Regions from separate parts of the Homo sapiens genome. Here regions 1, 3 and 4 are each linked to region 2. A link is a contact called in ENCODE Hi-C or POLR2A ChIA-PET data. All regions are on one chromosome and are shown on one strand. The core of a region is the stretch at or near the end of the contact, and the rest is flanking DNA. Distances in the headings are between cores, read along the strand shown.

Region 1 (2,700 bases), core at 41-2,540, 8.2 Mb after region 2:
ATAAAATAAAATAAAATAAATATTGTAGTCCTAGCTACTCGGGAGGCTGAGGTGGCAGCATCACCTGAGCCTGGGAAGTCCAGGCTGCCACGTAATCACGCCACTGCACTCCATCTTGGGTAACAGAGTGAGACCCTGTCTCTAAATAAATAAATAAATAGAATATCCTGTACATAACAACAGTGAGCACTTTCACAGCCCTCATTTTTTCCCAGAATCTTCAGAGATGCAGACGTGCTCATAAAATGTTGTGTACATTTTATTTTTTTAGAATCTGAAAAACTGGGTCAGTGGGCGTTTCATGGGAAGTATAGAATGTTAGCAAAGTATCCTTTCTTAAGTTTTTCTGCGAAAACGGTAATAATGTAAGTATAACAAGGAGCACTTATAGTATTATTTTCCAAAGCCCTTGCTTAGGGAAGGAGCTTCAGTATTAAGTTGTTAAAATCCATACCCAAAGTATTTGTTATGCTTACAAAACTGGAGATGGTTCTGCTTTGATCCTATTTGCGGAAATTTGCATGCATTTAACAGAGGAAAACGTGGTCTCCTGCTCTATTAAGTTTGTCTGACTACTTTTAATAAGGCGAATTCACCTAAACTCTGTTCTAGGGTGTGAACACAATTACTTGCCCTGAAAATACTCAGTTTGACTTTTAAAGAGCTAAAGTGGTAACAGGTGGGGAGAGGGCTAGGCCAAATTGTTTGAGGGGGTGTGGAACTGTGGAATTTGAGTGAAGAGAAGGCCCAACTTTTTTTAAAAAAAGAGCGGGGCGAAATAACTTGGGGCACAACAGTATGTCTATTTTGTAGGCATCCCTCTTCCCCAGGGCAACTGGAGCCCAAAAAGTGGGTGAGAAAGCCATTCCAGGGCAGCCAGCACTTCCAGAAGTTTAAGGTCAGGATGCCGGAGCTCAGGGGAATGCCGATGCGCCGGGCAGGCTGTGCCTGGGCAGTTCATTCTGTGGCAGCTGGAGGCACTACTCGGCCGCCGCGGTGCGAACTGCGGGCACTGTGGGGCGGAGACCTAGGGGCGGGTCAACAAAGGTCGGGCGATTGTGTCTGGAGGCAAATCCGACGTAGACGGCGGCAGGCGGAGCCCAAAGCCGGTGATGCAGGGTGCGCAGGGATCCCACCTGGAGAGTCGGGGCGGCACGTTGAGACCCCAGGGGTGAAGGGCGGGGGATCCCAATCCCAGCCCTGTTTTCCCCTCCCCTTTCCCCGCCTCCTTCTCGCCCCTCCCCCCTCCTCCCCTCTGGTTGGAAAGTTTCTAGAATCTCTTCCCAGCGGCCTTTGCGGTTCCAACATGGCGGAGCTGACGGTGGAGGTTCGCGGCTCTAACGGGGCTTTCTACAAGGTACTGACCGTTTTGCCACTTTGTCGAGTGTTCTGGGTGCTGGAGCGCGTTTGAGGGAGGGTTGGTGGTCCCAGAGAGTGAGGTTTGGGGTCGGAAAGGCAGCCAGGCCAAAGCTCGAGGCCGCTGGATTCCTTGCTTCTCCCCCCTCCACCCGCGGTTTAACGGTCTCGGGGGCCGGGGCTCCGTTATGTTTTGAAACAACACGTCGGACACCTCTTGCATTTTCCTAGTTATGAACCCTCTTGGTTGCTAGTGCGGTTCTTGGCGGGCCGGTGGGAAGCAACTGAGTGGCTGCTGGGCGGCGGGAGCTCCTTCGGAGCAGGCCCGAGCTCTGGGAGGTGGGGGAGTCGTGAAAGGAGGCGGTGGGATTGTGTGGTCTCACCCGCTCCCCCGCCCCTCGAACTGGGCCGGGCGGGAGCTCCTCAGCCCGCTCCTCCGACCCCTCCCCACCCCTTGGGGCGGGTGTATCGCGGAATCTTTGGAATTCACCCTTGTATTTGAGTTTTGGGCCAACAAATCTTTAGTGTCTGAGGAGAATGGGGGTACCGGATTGAGGGTTAGGATCAAATACAGAAAAGCAGAAAACCTTGAATTGTGGCGGGTTGGAATATTTTTGCGGCCTGGGAAATTGGGCGGCGCCTTAGCCCCTCTATTACGGAAGAAAAGGAGAGTTGTGAGCTTTAAAGTAAGATTTAAAATGCGAAATGGATCAGGGAGATAGGTGGAGAGGTGACTAATTTCTTTATATCACTGCCCCTGTTTTTGGAGGGAGGTTTTGTTTTGTTTTGTTTTTTCTCCCACGAGGTTTTTTGTTTGTTTGCTTGGGAGGAAGGACATCCATTACTATGGAATCGGGGCTGAAAAACGTAAGAGGAATAGAGTAGAGGAATTTGGTGGGGCATTCAGCGTTCACATATCTGAAAATGAAATCCTAATAGTTTATTTTTTGCCACTATAGCGTTCTTTTCTCCTTATTTTCCCGAAATACGCCAGGTTGTTAGAAGATCAATACAGAATCTCCCCAGCTGTTGTCTGTCAGTCAATCTCACTAAGCCAGCATCTCAAATGTTTGAGAGTCTTGGCTATTTTTATGAAGGGCCTTCTTCTAATACATGAGTATTGTGCGTATGCAAAGTGAATTCTCACAGGTTTTCATTTCAGCGTACCTTTTATCCTATGGGTTTTTATTTTATTTGGCCACGATTTTCTATTTTCAGCATTTTGATTTTCTTTTCTTAGTTTACTGATTAGCTCTGTGGATTTGGTTTAACTGTCACGTGGTACCAGCATAATGGGGAATCACAGCGTATAAAGGATCCCCCTAAGCTTTTTGCAAGTTTAAA
Region 2 (2,700 bases), core at 139-2,638:
TACCATACACAGTTAATCATTAGCTTTGGAAAGTCTGTTGAGCAGAAAGCGGTGCACAAAGGAAGTAGGGCTGCTTCCCACAATAGCTTAATATGTTTTCAGTGATGAACGTTTTTGGAATGCTGGGCACACCCGACTTCCAAATACGCAAGCACATTCCAAATGGAAATTTCAATTACTGTTTTTCTTTTTTTCTGCCGTAACAGTTATCACAGCATTTTAATGAAGGTCAGACTTAAATACTGACAAGCAGGGAAACCAATAATTACCAGATTGCTTCATTCATTTTGTGGACAGCATTATAAACTTTTCAGGCATTCTAAGATTGCCTGACAAAATTAGAAAAAATTGTTAAGTCCCCACAACCTGCTTGAGATGCTCACAAGTGTTCCATCCCAAAGTACACGTTTGCCTCTTCTTATTGGTATTTAGGTTCTGGCATCTGATTCCCCTTTCTTCTTCTATTTATATTAGCCTTCAGGTGGGAACTATGGAAAACCCACCTGGTGGGGGTGTATTTTTCTTAAGAGATTGTGTTATATGGTATCATATTTAGAAAATAAAGAAATTATTTTCATAATAGCAACGCTAATCACAGGAAAAACTTGATACATTCTTGACTAGACTTTAGGGGAAAGTACAAGTTCTTAGTGGGCGGAGGGGGGCAAAGACGAAGCAATTTGGCTCCAAAAATTCTAGAATCTCGTGGCATATTTTTATCAAATTCAAGCTTATCTTTAAAAAAATCCGAGAATTTTTCTAATTTCTAAGAATTGATTCTAACCCGCGATACTCCCTAGATGGGAGCGCAGTGCTTTAAATAATAGCATTTAAATAAGCGGCTGCTGATTTGAAGTCCACCTGGGGAGTCCGAGTTCTAGGACCGGTCCTTGGCCCTGCCACACGCCAATACAACCATCAAAGTCAAAATCCCTTAACTCAAATTTAAATACATTCCTAAAGCAGAAAGCATCCCGATAGGAAAATCCTACAGCTCACAGCAAGCAGCAGGGAAACATTTATCTCTGGCGGCACTGATTTAAGCTTAAAAGATTTGGTATCGTTTAAAAAAAAAAAAAAGCTGGGTGGGGCCGAGGAGAATCCACCCAAACTTTCCTCAGGAAGTAGGATGTTTACTGAGTAAATATGCGGTAGTCACAGAAACACCTGCTACTCCTTTAAGACCTCAGGAGCCACCACCGCCACCTCCTGGCCACATCCGGGCACTTCTCTGCAAACTCCTGGCGTCCCGACGCCCGAGTCGTTGGGCTTATTTGAAACACACGCACAACCAATCAAGCGGCGCCTGCCGGGACTTGGAGAGCGTCGACCAATCACCGCCCCTCTGGAGACTCCTGCCTATGGGAAAGAGGTTGACATCACGCGCCAATCGGCATGGCTCTTAGAGAGAGCAGCTTAGTTTTTGAATCGGTTGTGGCGGCCGCCGGCGAGGAATGGCGGTATTTGTGAGAGGAGTCGGCGTTTGAAGAGGTGGAACTCCTAGGGCTTTTTTGAGAGTGGTAAGGACTCTGTGTGAGTGAGAGAGGTGCAAGTGGGCGAGCGGCTCCAGAGCCAAGGGCTCTTTTGCCTGCGGTCGACGTCCCCGCCCCTAGTGACCGCGAATTCCGGAGCGCCCCAGCTCAGGCTTCCCGGATCCGGGAACTCCCTCGCCGCACCCCACCCCCAGCAGCCGGGCCCTGACGCGGAGTGGGAGACCGAAGCCCCCAGTATTGCTGGGCATCTTCGCCCTCACCTGTTGGCTCTTTTGGACAGAAGAGTGTGGGTGAAGGGAGGGAGTTGGGAAAGGGATTTTGGCAAGCCGCGCAGCCCTGTGGCTTTGGGGGCCGGCACTTGCAGCCTTTGGGGGCTTATCTCAGAGTGCGCCGTGGTTTTATTCTAGGATTCATCCTGGCTTCTTTGCGGGAAGTTTAATTTTTCGTTTTTGCAAGATAAATCCAGGCCATCCGCCCCTCGTCCTCCCCAGCCACCCGGCACAGATGTGTCCGGCTTAGTGGTTAAAGGCGCAGCCTCTGGATTTAGCCGGGCTTTGAATACCTCTTTTACCCCTTACTAACAGTTTGACTTAGGGGAAGTTGCTTAACCTCTCTGTTCCTACGTTTCTTCATCCATACATTGAAAATAATAATAGTACCTGCCTCTTAGGATTACTGCAGAGATTAAAAGGTTTAGGACAATGTCTGCCACGTATTAAGCGTTAAGTAAATGTCAGTTGTTAATAGTAATGTTATTGTTAATAACACCACCATTATATCTTGGATTGCATTTTAGTCCTTCACCTTGGAAGATGATTGCCTAAAAAGTATTTAAGTAAAAGGAAACTTGAATGTTTGTTTACATGGCAAATTTTATCTCTGGGATAAAAGGGGGCATGTGTTATAGTGTGTTTAGTTAGAAGCTCCTTGGGTCTGTTCTTGGGTGAGAAGCTGTGTAGGTTTATGAACACTGATCCTATTGTGCTTATTTTAAAGGCTTCTGGAATACAGTAATTTGAAAAAAAGTGATTAATATATTTCCATTTCTAATCTGACTGTTGGATGTTAGTTATGTCATCAAGTTACCGTAGTGCATCTCTTTTTCTCTATACATTTTGAAGCTGTTTTGGCAATAAATTGATCATATACAGTATCATCAGGGGCAATTTTAATTATTAATCATCTGCTTTCGATCATCTGCTATGCT
Region 3 (2,700 bases), core at 69-2,568, 6.8 Mb after region 2:
TTTTTTCCCACCCTACTGCCTCATCACTTTCTGCCACCCTCTGCCACTGAGACTGATGGGGTTTTAGTCAATCGTTTCTAAGGTTAAAAGTAGGCACTGCATGTCTAGACTCTAGACAAGGATCAATTACAAGGATAGGCAGCAATCTTAAGGGTTTGAGCGCTGGAGTGTCCTGATCGGGTTTGGGCGTTTTCACAGATGAAGCTCCCTTGATCAAGAGTGGCAAAGGGACACAGCAACAAGTTGTTGCAGTAATCTGGGGATAAAGGAAGGTGATCTGGACTAGGCTGGTAGAAATAGGGGACTAAGGCTGTTTTTGGGATGCCTATTTAGGATTGGGTGCTTGCTTGAATGAAGATTGATTAGCTGTTTTAAATACCTCTCACAGGATAAAAGAAATTGATTTTTTTTTTTTTTGAGACAGAGTCTTGCTCTGTCGCCCAGGCTGGAGTGCAGTGGCGCAATCTCGGCTCACTGCAACCTCTGCCTCCCGGGTTCAAGCGACTCTCCTGCCTCAGCCTCCTGCGTAGCTGGGACTACAGGCCCGGCTACTTTTCTCATTTTTAGTAGACACAGGGTTTCACTGTGTTGCCTAGGCTGGTCTCGAACTCCTGACCTTGTGATCTGCCCGCCTCGGCCTACCAAAGTGCTCGGATTACACGCATGAGCCACCACGCCCGGCCTGAAATTTTTTTTTTTTTTTAAAGAAATGAGTAAGTTTTTTAATAGTTTTTAAAGCGCTACCTAGGTTTAGCTGGGATACCGCATAATTTCATTCTTCTTTTACTTATTAATAACCATTTTAAAAACTGCAAGATCCTATCAATTTGTCTGATTTACTGATTCCCCTATCCCAAAGTGGAGCGCAAAATTTTTACTTTTTCAACATAAAAGTTAGTTTAAAATACTTTTTCTGAAGAAAAAAAGAAAGAAATCCGCATTCCCCACAGTCACTGGACAGGAATCTCGGCGTGGAGACACCCGTTCAATTTCCAGGGGTCTACCTTCCCCTACCCGGGTTCCCGCCGCTCCTCAGCGCCCAGACGCACCTCCTAGTCCCGCCCCCATGCTTCTTCCAGCCTTCCTCCTTCTTCTCCCACTGCCTCCGCCCATTCCCTCGCCCACCCGGGAAGCTCCGCCCCCTCCAGCTCCGCAACCCAACTCCTTCTGTCCTGCTGTCGCTTTCCTCTTTCCCGCCCCCATGGCTGCCTTCGATTGGCTAAACCTGCTGGGCCGCGGCGGGGATGCGGCGCAGCCGCATTCTGATTGGCTAGACTTAGGCCTGGACCCTAGTGATTGGCTGATAGGAGGAGCCAGCAAGTGTGGCTGAGCTCCGGGGTGTGTGGACGCCGCTTTGTTGCCTGAGGTGGGTGGCGGTGGAAGTTAAGGGAGTCAGGGGCTATCGCTCCTCGAGACTCGCAGTCGCGGCCACTGCAGTCACTTCGCCAGTTAGCCCTTAGGGTAGGAGTCGCGCCGGCAGCAGCCATGAGCGGCGGCGTGTACGGGGGAGGTGAGTGAGTGCGGCCGGACGAGAGAGCGCGCCTTTTCGGCGTGTGGGGTTTGTAACCGCCGCTCCCAGCCCTCCCCTCCCCGGCGTTCCCTTCCGGTCTCCCCCTCTCGGGACCCCGGCCTCCCCGCCCCGTCCCCGCCCCACGCTCTGCCCGCCCCCGGAGCCCACCCGGCTCGCCGTGCTCCTCGGGCTCCCTGAAGTGGCGGCTCTCTGTGGCCTCTTCCTGCCTCTGTCCCCGGAGGAGCAGGGTTTTGGGGTGCGCGCTCGGTTCTCTAGGGAGCCTCGGGGCTGGGCGGGAGGCTCAGTCTAGCCGGCCGCCGGGCCCCGGCTTGGGTGACCGCCCCAGGGTCGCATCTCCCCGAGTGCCTCCTGGACTCAGCTGTGTCGGGACGCGTGTGCGCCCGCCTAAACTTGGAAGGTCCCGGCGGTTTGCAAGCGTGGACGGAGGGTTCCCAGAGTGTCCCATAGGTGGCAAAGCGAGCCTCAAGCCGTAGAACTGACTAGGGAAGCGGCGGCCACTTAGGGTACTGCCTCCTCCCCGTCTGCGCCCCATGCGCGAGCTGCCTCACCTTTCAGTAACTCTTGCCTGTTTTTTGGCTGCGGAGTCTCCAGAGTGACTCGTGGGCGGGTCTGTTTGAGATCAATTCAGGAGCACGTGTAATTTAAGGATGCCCAGAAAGTTTGCTGGGGGTCCTAGGCGTGTTATTTTTTCACTTTCTTTGATTAGACTGTGGTGTGGTAGGAAGATTACCAGGTGCCGGGGGTTACAGACCTGGGTTGAAATATCCACCTCACTCTTTATTAAGCGCTTTGGTCTTGGGCAGTTTATGTAACTTTCCAACTTCAGGCCTCATTTATGGAATAATTCCTAGCCGATGGGGGTGGGCATGAAGGTTAAATGAAATAATGCTGCATTTGCCACTTAAAGTCTGGCCCATGGACCAGCAGTGTCAGCATCACCTGCAAGCCTGTTAGAAATGCAGGATCTCACGCGTCATTCAGAATCTACTGATTTAGAGCCTCCATTTTTGCAAGATCTGCAGGTTAATCGAAACACTGATACATATAATTCATGTGTTGGGTTGTGTTTGATGAGTTAGAGACCCAGAAAACAAATCCAGACTATTGCTGTTGTTACTGTGTCTAGTAGTGATGCTGTTTCTATAAAGGATGTCATTTTACAGGTAGGA
Region 4 (2,700 bases), core at 58-2,557, 6.9 Mb after region 2:
ATCATCCATTAACGTGAAAGGTAATAAGCTGATGAGACTAAATTCAAAGCAAAAGCTCGCTGAGAGGATCTGCCCAATGAGGAAGATGACAGTAGTGTCTGATTTTTTGCTCAGTGCCACCTCCTCCTTTTCCAACAGATAGCATTTGGGAGTGCTGAGTTATAAGAAAGTGTGGTGCGCTCGAGGCTTGCTTGAGGGTATGGAAATCTTGAGATAGGTCTGGAGAACCAGGGAGAGTTAAAAGAGAAAAAAAGTAAGAAAAAAAAAAGAACTTAAGGACTATCTGATCTGAGAGAGGCTTACAAAAATTAGCGTTTTGGTTCACTATTTCTCGCTATTTCTGCATTTCATTAACTGGCAGGGATCACTGGATACTCTGTCATGAATACATATGTTGGGTGTAGTTAGAGAACCTCAATGTCATTGAACCCGTCTTGTGGGTTTTTTGGAGAGAATGAGAGTATGCTGGGAGACATGCTCTGCTTGCAAATGATCAACCCCCGAGGCCAACCCCATTCATCATTTATTTTGAGGAACTGATGATCAAGACAGGAATATGTATGCCTGCCTACAAAATCCTCAAATCAGGCCACTGAATGTTCGACATGAGAACTTTGAATCACATAGAAGATACTCCAAAGGCAGAGAAAAATAGAAAGCCTTCCGACGCCCTGAAAAAATCTTGACCATCCCTGACTTCCCCCAATATGTAAGAAAACCTGTATTATTATTACACACACACTCCCACACACACCCCGCCCTCCCCCACACACACACCCTCTATCCTCACTCGATCTTATTCTATTCGCTCTATTTTTGAGCCTTGGATGTTAAAGTAAGGAACGAAGCTTAGTGGGGAAGCACTGAAGTGCATGGCGCAAATTTAGATTTAAGCCTCACGTTAGATTTCAGATTTGCACATCGAGTCCCGCCCCTATCCAATCCGGGGACGTCACCGCCCTAGTCTTCGGCTGTTTTAAAAGCAAGCGGTTTTTAAAACCCCCAATCCTGCTCTTTGTGTTGGCCTCCTCGGAGTTGCCCCTCTGCAAGCCAACAATTCGGGATAGAAAACACCTCCGTGGTGTTTTCCCGGGGCCCTCCCGCGCCGCGTTCGGCCGCCAGCCCGCTCGAGCTCCCGCGCCAACGCCTCAGGGGTTCGCCCTCCGCCCCCCGCCGCCGCGCCCGGCCCACGCGCAGGGCCCCTCTCCAGCGCCCCCTCCCCGGCACGCTGCGGCTGGCGCTCCCCAGCCCCGCCTGACGCTGCAGCTGGGCCGGAGACTCGCCATTGGATTAAAAATAGCGTCGCCAGTCCGCCCCAAGCCCGCGGTGCCCGCTCCCGCCCCGCAGCCCGCTCTCCCCGCCCGCCCCGGCTCGGCCGGCTGCCGTTGCCCGCGCAGCCCGCCCGTCAGCCCGCTCGCTGGCGCCGCCGCCGCCGGCAGACCCCGCGCTCCGGCTCCGGCTCGGCTCGCTCGGCTCCGGTGCGCGCCGAGGCCATGCAGCGCCGGGGCGCCCTGTTCGGCATGCCGGGCGGCAGCGGAGGCAGGAAGATGGCTGCAGGAGACATCGGCGAGCTGCTAGTGCCCCACATGCCCACGATCCGCGTGCCCAGGTCCGGCGACAGGGTCTACAAGAACGAGTGCGCCTTCTCCTACGACTCTCCCGTAAGTGAGGCGCCTCGGGGGAGGGTCGCGGGGCCGGCGGCCTGCGGCACGTGAAGCCGGGGGAGAAGATGCGCAGTGGCGGCCGGGACCTCTTCTCTTCCTCCGGGCGGCAGAGTTGGCTCAGGAACACTGCAGTTCGGCAGACACTTAGTGAGCGCCCCAGGGCTGCTGCAGCCGAGGACTGGCTCGTGCTGGTGGTTTTGCTCCGCCAGCCTCCCCAGGCTGGAAGGGCCCGATTCCCAGCAGCTTGCACACAGCCCCGCCGCCGTTTAAAGATAGATGAAATACAAGAGTTCCCTGTTCCGAACTGCACGTTGCAGATCGTTTGCGTCCTCCGCGGGGCAGAGCGCAGGGCGGGTAGGTGGACGGGATGATCCCCCCACACCCCGGGACACACACAGCCCTTCTTTTTCTGGGACCACTTGCTTTGCTCAGGGATCCCCACTTCTGGACAATTCTGATTTGCTCTCTGAGCTTTTCTTCCACCAGTTCCCATTTCACCCCACTCCTTTTCTTGTCTTTAGAATGTCAGGGCCAGGCGCGGTGGCTCACGTCTGAAATCCTAGCACTTTTTAAGAGGCGGAGGCGGGCGGATCGTTTGAGGTCAGGAGTTCGAGACCAGCCTGGCTAATATGGCGAAACCCCATCTCTACTAAAAAAGAACCCCAAAATTAGCCGGGCGCGGTGGCGGGAGCCTGTAGTCCCAGCTACTCGGGAGGCTGAGGCTTGAGAATCGCTTGAACCGGGAAGGAGGAGGCTGTAGTGGGCCGAGATCGCGCCACTGCCCTCCAGCCTGGGCGACAGAGCGAGACTCCGTCTCAAAAAAAAAAAAAAAAAAATGTCAGACGAAACCTTCCGGTGCCTCCACTCGGGCAGCAGAAATAGGGGATCTACTGGATTGCGATGGTTTTCTTAAGCCTTCCCCACCTTGCCCTTCTAAATGAGTCACTTGGACTGACATGCGCAAGTATAAATTATTAAAAGTTCAATCCCGAGTCGTGACCTCGGAGAATGAGGAGGAAGCTGAGAGGGATCGCCG

The links. A loop is a pair of places that touch in the nucleus more often than their neighbours do. ChIA-PET counts read pairs that join two places held with the same protein, here RNA polymerase II (POLR2A). Pooled maps may share reads with other maps.
Region 1: a loop to region 2 is called in a map of naive thymus-derived CD4-positive, alpha-beta T cell, with 10 times the contacts of the local background. The contact joins the promoter of FXR1 here to the promoter of ECT2 in region 2. A Hi-C loop is called at or near these places in 1 of 168 maps with a recorded cell type or tissue (naive thymus-derived CD4-positive, alpha-beta T cell) and 7 of 50 pooled maps. POLR2A ChIA-PET finds 5 or more read pairs at or near these places in 1 of 52 experiments (B cell).
Region 3: a loop to region 2 is called in a map of CD8-positive, alpha-beta T cell, with 12 times the contacts of the local background. The contact joins the promoter of ACTL6A here to the promoter of ECT2 in region 2. A Hi-C loop is called at or near these places in 2 of 168 maps with a recorded cell type or tissue (CD8-positive, alpha-beta T cell and naive thymus-derived CD4-positive, alpha-beta T cell) and 8 of 50 pooled maps. POLR2A ChIA-PET finds 5 or more read pairs at or near these places in 1 of 52 experiments (H1).
Region 4: a loop to region 2 is called in a map of CD8-positive, alpha-beta T cell, with 13 times the contacts of the local background. The contact joins the promoter of USP13 here to the promoter of ECT2 in region 2. A Hi-C loop is called at or near these places in 1 of 168 maps with a recorded cell type or tissue (CD8-positive, alpha-beta T cell) and 7 of 50 pooled maps. POLR2A ChIA-PET finds 5 or more read pairs at or near these places in 1 of 52 experiments (Panc1).

The regions. Positions count from the first base shown.
Region 1 is chr3:180,911,380-180,914,079 of GRCh38, forward strand. It overlaps FXR1 (FMR1 autosomal homolog 1), which reads left to right and starts at 1,291. Exons shown (of 17, transcript NM_005087.4): 1 at 1,291-1,357. The coding sequence starts at 1,307. RefSeq lists enhancers at 282-937, 753-902, 1,473-1,562 and silencers at 922-1,216, 1,223-1,322.
Region 2 is chr3:172,749,338-172,752,037 of GRCh38, forward strand. It overlaps ECT2 (epithelial cell transforming 2), which reads left to right and starts at 1,389. Exons shown (of 25, transcript NM_001258315.2): 1 at 1,389-1,520. RefSeq lists enhancers at 925-1,194, 1,295-1,344, 1,365-1,624 and a silencer at 1,735-1,804.
Region 3 is chr3:179,561,608-179,564,307 of GRCh38, forward strand. It overlaps ACTL6A (actin like 6A), which reads left to right and starts at 1,319. Exons shown (of 14, transcript NM_004301.5): 1 at 1,319-1,510. The coding sequence starts at 1,486. RefSeq lists a silencer at 1,181-1,410.
Region 4 is chr3:179,651,733-179,654,432 of GRCh38, forward strand. It overlaps USP13 (ubiquitin specific peptidase 13), which reads left to right and starts at 1,308. Exons shown (of 21, transcript NM_003940.3): 1 at 1,308-1,661. The coding sequence starts at 1,494. RefSeq lists silencers at 1,040-1,119, 1,130-1,469 and an enhancer at 1,138-1,781.